Linked DNA regions of Mus musculus: region 2 is linked to region 1. Evidence: chromatin loops called from intact Hi-C (ENCODE). Cell type or tissue: left cerebral cortex. All regions are shown on one strand.

Region 1 (5,000 bases):
GGAATCCATAAAATTTCACGAGAGAAAATACTATAGTTTCCATTTTTCTAAGAAACTTAGGCATTGCATTCTTAGTCAGTCTCAAGGCTTAAGTGTGGGAAGGCAGGGGGTGGGGCGGAGGGGACACCAATCATCCGCACAGGGCAGAAGAAACTCACTAAGGAAACATGCGAAACAGCAAAACCACCATCCTGGGGCTGTTCCTGAAGCATAGCGGCACAAAAACCCTTGACCTGGTGCTCCATCTGTTTGACGAATCACTCGAAAACATACAATATCCAGTTTCCTCTTCCCAGCCTCATTGTCCTCTGCACCAAGGTTTTAGGAGACACGAAATGCTAACCACAAGGACCAACCTCCAAAACATAGAACTGCCTCTCAAGTGACACTCACAGGAGGAGCTGATCGCAACGTTCATCTGTGGGTTCCATTTGATGCTATCTATAGCCCTGATACTAAACACCAATAATAGAATGCTATCTATAACCCTCATACTAAATACCAATAATAGAACATGCTTCTGATGCCTTGACATCATTACCACGATAAATACTAATGAAACCCTGCCTTCTCACTACCAGCCAAGCAGTAAGTGCTCCCCCAACGTTATTGATAAGTCAGGAGGTTAGTGGAAGGGGTGCATGCTCAAGTGTGTCAGCACCAGATAAAATGGAACTCTTCTACAGTTTTAACAGGCACTGGAAAGGAGCATGAGCGAAAGAGGTTCTGAGGAGTTTTTCCGATCGAAAATGCTCGCCCGTGTTTTCTTAACTAAGGCTCATCCATAACAACTGTTCTCAACCCTCAGCTTAGACCTGCTCTCTCTACAACAATGATTATCCTTCTCTCCCCCAACAACATCTGTTCTCTCTCCCCTGTAAGCTACAAAATGGAAAAGAATAGTAGAAGCTGCTACCAGTTGTATTTCTATAGATCTGGTGGCTTCCGGGAATTACCTAGTAAAACATTCATTTCTGATGGGGCCGCAAAGCTGACACAAGCACCTGCTTTAATATAACACTTTTTAAAAATATATATATAACAGGTAGGACCCTGCTGACTTCAAATCTCAGGGTCCGATGAAGTTCCTAAAATCACTTCCTGTATTGAAGCAAAAGGTAGAGATTAAGGAAAGCCCACAGGCAGGACTTGGTGGTTAACTTTAAAAATACAAGATGCATGATATATATATATATGTCATGATCTACAGAGACATGGACACAAACACACACTTTCCCAGCCCCAAAGTGCTCACCTTCTACTTCTTCTTCATCACACACATGTTTAAGGAAGGAAGCCCCTCTGTCCAGGACAGCTTCATCCTCCATCCTATAGTAATAGAAAAGAAAAAAAGAATGCTCAGACTTCTCCTGAAGTGAGCCACTCGAAGCAGCCCAGCTTCTGGGCAGGTTAACCTGCAAGCTGTTGTTCATGTTTGCAGCAGGGCAGAGTCCCTCTCCTCTTCCTTTGGTGGCTGTCACTCCTTCACGGCAGTTCTTCTCATCTGGTGCTGGAGAATGTGCTGGCCCCACATAGCTTCAGTTCTAACCTTGAGAGGGTAGCCACATGGATAGGGAACAGAAAACCATCCCAATCTTGTAGGCTGGATGTAGAGGGGGGGTGGGATGCTCCCTCCGGGGAGTTGCAGTAGGGAGAAACAGAGATGAAAACAAAAGAAGAAAAAAAAAATACCAAGAGAGGAAGTTTGGTGTGTCTGGAGTGCTCGTGATAGTCGTTTGTGGAAATTCAGTTTCTGTGCTTAGCTCTTTAAACACCCACTGCACAAAATGTATACCCTCCTCCGAGCACATGCACACCCACCCACACACAGAGCGACAGGGCGTTAGGCTAATGCACAGTGGGAGCCTAGCTTGCAGCCAGCCTCTTAACACCAGCCCAGTATTCTGTGTTGAGTGGCAAGCGTTGAGTCACATGTTGGCCTTACGGAAATCTGACATCTGAGGATTATCCCGCACCAGGCTTCAGCCATGGGCACCTATACATGCCACCCTGGCCATTCATTCCACACCCTTATCACGGGTCCCTCTGCGCGCTGTGTGCGCGCTGTTAACTCTTTTCTGAAGGGCACGAAGTTCTTCATTTTGTAACCACGTTCTGCTGTCCTCCTGTCTCCTTACATAATAGGATCTACTCTGCAATTTCATATGCTAAATAAGACCTCAGAATCTATCCAAGGAACAGCAGCGGGGTTTTTTTTTTTTTTCAGCCTCCCGGTGCCAAACATGTTTCTAGTTTACAGAATGAGTGCGGCTTTATTCCTTACTCTGCGGCTCCTTCTTGTTGCATTAACTTCCATAGACAGAATCCCATGAACTCTATTTATAGTGGAAACAGAAAGAAATCCTGGACTGCTCAATTGCTGCTTGCGTAGCGCGGGTCTGGTAACAAAGAACTTTCTCTGGGGACAGCTGCTCTGTGTCATCCCGTATATGAGGTCTGCCAGAGACCCACATGTTCACTCTGTATTCTAGACATCTGGTTAAGTGCTTCAAGCACTGGCTGTGGTTGAACTTGTTTCCATATTGCCTGATAACTTGCTCTGGTGCTTTAGATATTTGCTACAATCTAGGCAGGGGTGCACTGAATTCCATTTTTCCCTTCCTATTTTAGGACTATATCTCACTTACCAAGCAATCACCTTTGCATAAAAAGATCAGAAGCAAAAGCAAAAATCCTATCTGACCACTTCATAGTTATGCCACCTGCAGCAAAGGACTTAACTTTCCTGAGTTGCAGGGATTTTTTTTTCCTTGTATAAAATTAGAGTAATGATATCTAGTTCACAATGCTTTGATAGAATAATACCAATTCTGCATTGGTTTCTTTGAGATTTGAGTGAAGGGTCAAACTTAGCACATACTACTTTAGTAAATGTGTTTCTCGGGCCAGTGAGGTGTCTTAGCAGGTAGATACTTGCCTCCAAGCCTGATGACCTGGGTTTGATCCCTGGAACCCACAGGGTAGAAGGAGAGAAGCTGACTACACATATGTGCATGTATACATGTGCTTGACCACACACACACAGGGGAGGAGGGAAACGGGAGGGGGAGGGGGATAGAGTGAACACCCGCATATAATCGCATTCTGCAATTCTGCAACGTAATTTGTAACAAAATAAGTTGAAACAAAATAAGTTTAATAAGTTTCTTTTTTTCTTTTTCTTTCTTCCTTTTTATTAAGAAACTCATTACTGGTCTACAGCCATGCGTTCCAATCTTGTCTTATCTCAGAAACTAAGCAGAATTGAGGCCCAGGTAGTACGTGGGTCAGAAGGAGCTCACTACTTTTGGAAAGACTTACAAGAGTCTTCCTTCCAGACAAGAGCCTGGACATCGAGGCTCATCCTGATACCCGCCAGAATACTTTTCTTCTCTGCACTCAAAACTAAATGATTAAAATAGGATATGGGCCAGTCAGTAGAATTATGGGTGGGAAAGGGCTACCTTAAAGGCTAAGAAATCAAGTCATTTTCCCAATCTCTCTGAGCCTAAGACTCTTGAGATGGTTAAATAATACAGCTGTTACTCATGGATTCAGCAAATATTTAATTACAGCTTGTTATATTCCTATTATTCTTGAGAGGGAGGGGAACAAATCTACAAATAAGACAAAATGTTCCTTAAAAAAAAACAAAAACAGAAACAAAAACAAACAAACAAAAAAAAAAAAAACAACCTAATGACGAACTGAGGGACAAGATAATCTCAGAGGGCGCTGGAAGCTTTGCAGAGAGTAAAACCCCACAAGAGGCTGTCTCAGTGGTGCGGTGAGGATTCTGAGGAAGTGACGTAACTAGGGGCAAAGTCACTGTGTGAAAAATGTACAACAGCCTTCCAAGCAAAGGGGAAAACAAGGGCCAAGACCCTAGGATAGGAAAGTTTAGCACCGTCCAGGAAGTGGAAGGAGCCAGGTCATGCAAGCCAGGAGAAGGAGTCAGAGCTGAAGGCATCTGGAAGCCTCTGAAGAACAGTGAGACGGAGGCCGGCATGAACTGTTTTCCCTTCCCAAAGGGTCACTCTACCTGCGATGTGGAAAACAGATGCTTAGGGCACAAGATAAACTCGTAAACTACCACAAAAACCAAGAGCACTGTGTGAAAATCGGGGTGTTGGGAAGCCATGGAGACTTCATTCTGGACACTTTTTAAGGTTGAGATGTGAATCCTGAAAAAAAAAAAAAGTTGCTGATGCAATCAGAACTGCCCGAGCCGGGTACTAGAGACTCAGGGCTGTTGCTAAATGCGGCAAAATCCATGCATCAAGCTGGTGCTGGAGTCGTTACCAGATGCCAGCATGCAGAAAAGAGAAGTAGGATCAGGGTGCGGACCTGCGACTACCTGCTAAGACACACCAACATCCCCAAGTCAGGCAGTGAGACCAGTGTAAGCTGGACACGGGTGACATGGAAGTCAGAGAGAGCAGACAAGCCCACCGGAAAACTGAGAAGGACGGAGATGGGAAAGCCAAAGTTGGATTTGGCCAATAGGGAGGATGCAGGTGCCTATTACAGACCCCCTTGAAACAGGCCACTCTCGGTGCTGGGGGAGAGAGGAACAGAGAGGGTGCTCGTCTGTTCCTTCTTCTGTTTTTTACCTTCCTCCAGTGAGGAGGAGAGTAAATATTAACTGAGTATCTACTGTGCACCCTGCATACTTCCAGACACCAGGGACACACAAACCACGTCTACCTTCTCGAAGACATCTTCTGGTGCTCAGGGAACAGTCCAAAGTGCAAGGAGCCACCGGCTACCCAGCATTTGTGCACACAGATAAGGAGGACGTCGCAATGAGAACATTTTCCTAAACTCCTCAGAAGCACGACAGAATCCCAGAGCACTGCATGTACCCTAACTTTTTTTTTTATCCTCCCTCCGGAAAATAGAACTAACCCCAGGTCAGTCAGCATGCTGAGTCCAACACAACCGACTGTAGACGCCATTTTGGACCCTCTTATCCATCAGGCAGGATCTTAAAGCATCCT
Region 2 (5,000 bases), 82 kb before region 1:
ATATTTTATGGCATCCAAGTTTTAGGGTAATCTAGTCATTAACCTACTGTACCTCAGTCAATCTTAAAAACAAAAAAACAAAACAAAAACAAAAAACAAAAAACAACAACAACAAAAAACGTACTACATTTCCATGCGAGCAGGCTCTAGAAAGGTAGGTTAGGTGGTTACTTTCTCTATTTCAAATTACCCAATAAACTGAACTCACCCAGTAGCTTTCATTAAAAATAGATCACTTTAAACATATGTGGGTAACTCTGTATTAACAAACTCCCACTTGCAGAAAGCTGTCATTTACAACACTTATTGTTAGTATTCCGTGACATTATTATTCATCTGATGATCATCAACAGCCCTAAAAATGTTGGGTTCAGATCCCTATCAAAGTATCTCTTTCTCAGGAGAAGAAACTGACTCTGGCCCCAGGTGAGCATCACAGCCAATGAAAAATCCAACTCCCAAGTATTTTCTGGGTCCCCAAGGGAGGTTTCGCACATACTCATCCTTTGGACTCCAAAAGGAGGCCCAATGAATGCTCTCCATCTGCAAAAATCCTTTGATAGGAATATCACATTTCAGACAGTAACTATGGATTCAGGAATGCCACTCTTAATAGCCTGACAAAGTATCAAGTCCTAATGTTTCTAAGGATGAAATATTGCAGTACCAGCAACCAGGAAGTGAAAGTAAATTCAGGACCAGGGAGCCTAAATGGACATGACAAACAACAGGAACCTAATGGGCCAGTACAGAGCTCAGAGTGTGGCCTCCTACACTCCTAAGTTATCTTTTGACACTTGTAATATGACAGGTAAATTCCTTTTTTTAAAAAAAAAGGCAAGAGCTCAAAAAGAGAGAGAGAGAGAGAGAGAGAGAAATTCTAACAAGCACCCCCATTCACCTAGATTAAGCACAAAGCCTGGGGCTTATTTGCCTGGTTAAAATTCTGAAGCACCGAGTCCATATGCCTGGGTGGTTGGTTATTCTATGTGGTTGTTTTCTGTAACTTCCTCTAGTATTTTATTCAGATCAAATTACTTTCTCCCAAAGGTCCAGCTATATCCAGACTCTTCCTTTCAAGAACCAATAAATTCATTATTGTTGTTTGTTTATCCCAGTTATAATTGGGTACTGTGTTCTTACAGGACTGACATAATATATGTAGGAAAAAAAGGTACCCAGTGGGTGTACATTACATGCTAACAATTATCACCTCTACAATGTAAAACTATTGATGGTTCCTACTTGCCTTGTTTTTTATGTTTAAGTTCTAACTCTTCTAAAAATTAACATATATGTCATATTTATACAGAAAACAAGCCAATTGGTTTTTAAATTGCTAGATTGAAAACATTCATGTCAAATTAGTACCAGACACTCCTCTAAAGTAGTTGAGAATATATAACTCAATTACGCTCCTCAAACAGCCAACACAAATGCATCCCCACTGTACTTGCCTTTACTGCTATCTAGGGACTGGAATAGCCAGAGCTGAAACACACCAGACTGGCCATGGTTCTGAAGGTTGGTGGACAGAGCAGCTACAAAAGGTCATGGACACACAGGCTTGGGATGGAAGGCCTCATGCACCTGGCATGAAAAGGAGGGGAGGGGTACTCTGTAAACAGAACAGGAGTCATTTGGTGACTCAAATAGTTGGGAATATGACTACTCAGCAAACCACTCCTGAAAGATCCAAAGTCCCTTTCACGTGTCTCAGCCACTGCGGAGATTTTCCTTTAATTCCTTCCTTCAACGGTTCGCTTCTTTTTGCTCTGCCAGAACTGTCCATGGTAAGGTTTAGATGATGAATCACTCTGTTTAAGAGTGATTACATCAGCACTTTTCCCAGGTTCAACTCAGACCAATTATCAGCACAATTTATACCCCGGGGTTTCTAAAGTCAGACTCGATTCTCATCAACATTAGGAAATATTCAAGATTCCCAAAATAAGCTCTACAGACTCACTCAAGTGCAACTATTTTCTATACCAAGTGTCTAAATTTACAGCGCCAATAATAGTGCCACAACCACACTGTTCGTGCTACCATTAGATGTCTCTTCCTATGTGGGTATGCAGAATACATCCTCCTCCCTGCAGCCTCTCTTGGAAAATGTGTGAGCACAGAAAGCAATCGACTCTGTCTTCTTACCATTGTTGCCAAAAACAAACCCTTACCCATCTTTCCTGGATAGCAGTATTGAGAAATGTGGTTCCAAACAATCTAATTAAGTGCCAGCAAGATGGTTCAGTGGGTAAGGAAACTTGCCACCAAGCCTGGCAACCAGCATTTGGTCACCCAAAACTACATAGTGGAAGGTGAGAAGTGATTCCCAAAAGTTGTCCTCTGATTTCCACACATGTGCGTGCAAAAAAGCACACATCCACGCATACACATGCGAGCACACATGCGAGCACACTCATACACACATGCACATGTACACATAAAATAAAAATTAAATGAATATTTAAAAACATAAGCAATTTATTTAAAAGGAGCAATAGAGATAAGAACAAAAAATTATGTATAAGACTGTTCTTTCTTTTAAAAGAAGTAACATTCTTCACAGAGATACTACTCTACAGATTTTGATGGAACTCTGGTTGTAATAAGAGAAATGTCAACAAGAGTCTACAATAAACTTTTCTTCTTGTCTGCTATATTTCTGTTCTGAGTCAAGGGTCCAAAATTAGTGACAGTGATTCTCAACTTCTGTGAAGTTAATTATATTCTCAGCAAAGAAGAAAAATATACAACAGGTTCTCCAACACTTCCCACTTTTCATCTAGAGTTTCACTGTTCTCAGACGATAGAATCTTCATTTGCCTCATACCACAGTTGGAATGTCTGCCCCCTCCAAAACTCATGCTAAATTTAAGTGCTACTGCACTGATATACTGGGAGATAGGACCTTTAGACAATGTTAAAGCCTAAGAGTTCTGCCATCAAGAATGCACGGATACTGTTAGAGCAAAAACCCAATGCCTTCCTCTCTTTTACCTCCTGCCACATGACCCATTCCATCATCAAGAAAAACAGCACCAGATATGGGCACCTTATGCTGGATTTCTTACCCCCACAACCGTAAGCTAATAAATCTCTGACCATTGTAAAGGAGCCAGCCCATGGTATTGGATTCAATCTTCACACAAAACACATTAAGGTATGTGTTTTATTTACCCAGAAGAGTCATGATGGCAACCAATAGAGTATGTTTACTTATCGGCAATGATATCAAAACTAAGCCCAAATCCACAGACCTTTTACAAAACCTAACCAATAAAGAAATGGCATAGGAAAGACAAGAGTCTAATATAAGTTCTCATGCTATTTCATTAAGTACCTTCTCAAAGATTCAATAGAGACTTGCTAGGTTCAATTTTCATAGATAATTAAACAGGACAGGCTACACTTTTTGCAACATTTTCAGAGTTGAGAATTGTAATTCATTATAGATATAAGCTTCATTCCAAATTACCTATAGTCATTAGACTATACAAAACAGAGAGAAAATAGATTAGTGTGAGCATGTGAACTGGCTAGGGATGTTAAATCCGTATTAAAGTCTACTACACGCAACACATGTAAGAGTGATGTCAAAAAAAAAAAAGTCAAAAACCATTCCTTTCCACACAATATAGCTTCACTAGAGTTTCATATGCAACAGTTCTTATTTTCTTACATTAAAATCCTATGTGCATCATTTCAAGTCATATGAAGGTAGCTTCAGTTCATTGGAGTGCACAAAAGGATGCCACTTCCAAAAAGATTGACTATTAACAGTTTCCTGCTCAGAAGGAACCTGCGGAGAAAGTAAGTGGTGACTTCTAAAGCGTATGGGAATCCGGCGGGCATGGCTACGCTTTAACTGGGTGAAGGACATCCAACTAATTAAATGTCAGTTGTCAAACTTAGAGTTTTCCTTTTTTTTTTTCTACAACTATTCCCTCATAAGATCCATCAAGTATCAGTTTTATTTAGAAATGTATTTGTCATAAATATATTTATGATGTTCTTCATGATCTGAATAAGCTTGGAGTTTATCTTTTGAAGAATTATGCTGTTAAGAAGCCTTATGAATTTTATAAAGTAAGAATTAGACAGTCATCTGAAATTGGCCCTTTTATGGGGGGTGGATAGGGAAGAGCTACTGAAAAAGGCTAAATTTCAAAGCTATGAATAATTCATTGTAAATGCCATATAGAATACACAGTCATCCCAGGACCTCCTACCACGGCAATGAAGGATATTCAGTCCTGATGAATGTGGTAAGGAAAATCTTTATTGTTAAGGTAAATATGAACTATGCTTGACATGCCTGTTAATACGAAAATGAACTGAAGAGTGCTGTTCCTGTGATACAGAATGGGGGAAGGGGAGTGATTGCTTCACCAAAATAAACCTCACTAATAGTGTGGTGAAGCTCCCCCAAAGGTTCCTAAAGGTGCTTGCTGCACCTCTTTCTCACAGCTCTGGGAATGGGATCCTTGATCAGGTGGAGAGCCTGTGATCACAAGTATGTGTTCTGCACATAACTTCTTGCCCTGTGATGGTGTAACACCTTTATGTCAGGAGACAAGACAACCCTAAGTTAAAAGTAACTACAGGGAGAGGGATGGAATCTGGATCCAACAGAGCCTGAGTAAATCATCTCTTTTCCCTCTTACTCAATTTCTACATCATTTTGTCATTAATAACAGGAAGAGTGAAGAAATTATAGAATTTGCACTTCTGACTCAATAAAAGTCCACTCAGAAAGACAAGACTGTGCTGTTTCATCAAATGGTCTGCTGATGCACTATTCATCCCATCGTTTGGATCTCTCCTTTGAGAATTATTACCAACTGATTTTCCATAGAAAATCAGAATGGAATCTGAGCATCATTTGGCTGGGGTGGAAAGGAGGAAGTGATCCTTAATGAACTTTGTTATATATTCACCTGGTTTTGTGTTCAAAGGTATACAGTGAGCACAAAGTAGCAGTATTTAGATACACA

Evidence for each region. Peaks named below come from ENCODE experiments on the same cell type or tissue, not always from the same donor. Only the 100,000 strongest peaks of a DNase experiment are listed, where the experiment ranks them.
Region 2: it touches region 1 in a loop (7-fold over the local background); 2 of 42 quality-filtered maps call a loop at or near these places.

Annotation. Positions count from the first base shown.
Region 1 is chr5:88,931,078-88,936,077 of GRCm38, reverse strand. Slc4a4 (solute carrier family 4 (anion exchanger), member 4) reads right to left here. Exons shown (of 27, transcript NM_001359211.1): 2 at 1,256-1,329. The coding sequence starts at 1,328. Among named protein-coding and RNA genes, the nearest start is that of Slc4a4, 46 kb to the right of the region's middle. In left cerebral cortex, no CTCF peak of the experiment used is centred here; DNase peaks (open chromatin) are centred at 784, 1,466, 1,936 and 4,744; H3K4me3 peaks cover 2,482 bases; H3K27ac peaks cover 2,853 bases.
Region 2 is chr5:89,012,787-89,017,786 of GRCm38, reverse strand. The region is part of intron 3 of Slc4a4 (solute carrier family 4 (anion exchanger), member 4); the gene reads right to left. Among named protein-coding and RNA genes, the nearest start is that of Slc4a4, 130 kb to the right of the region's middle. In left cerebral cortex, no CTCF peak of the experiment used is centred here; DNase peaks (open chromatin) are centred at 1,836, 2,003 and 2,803.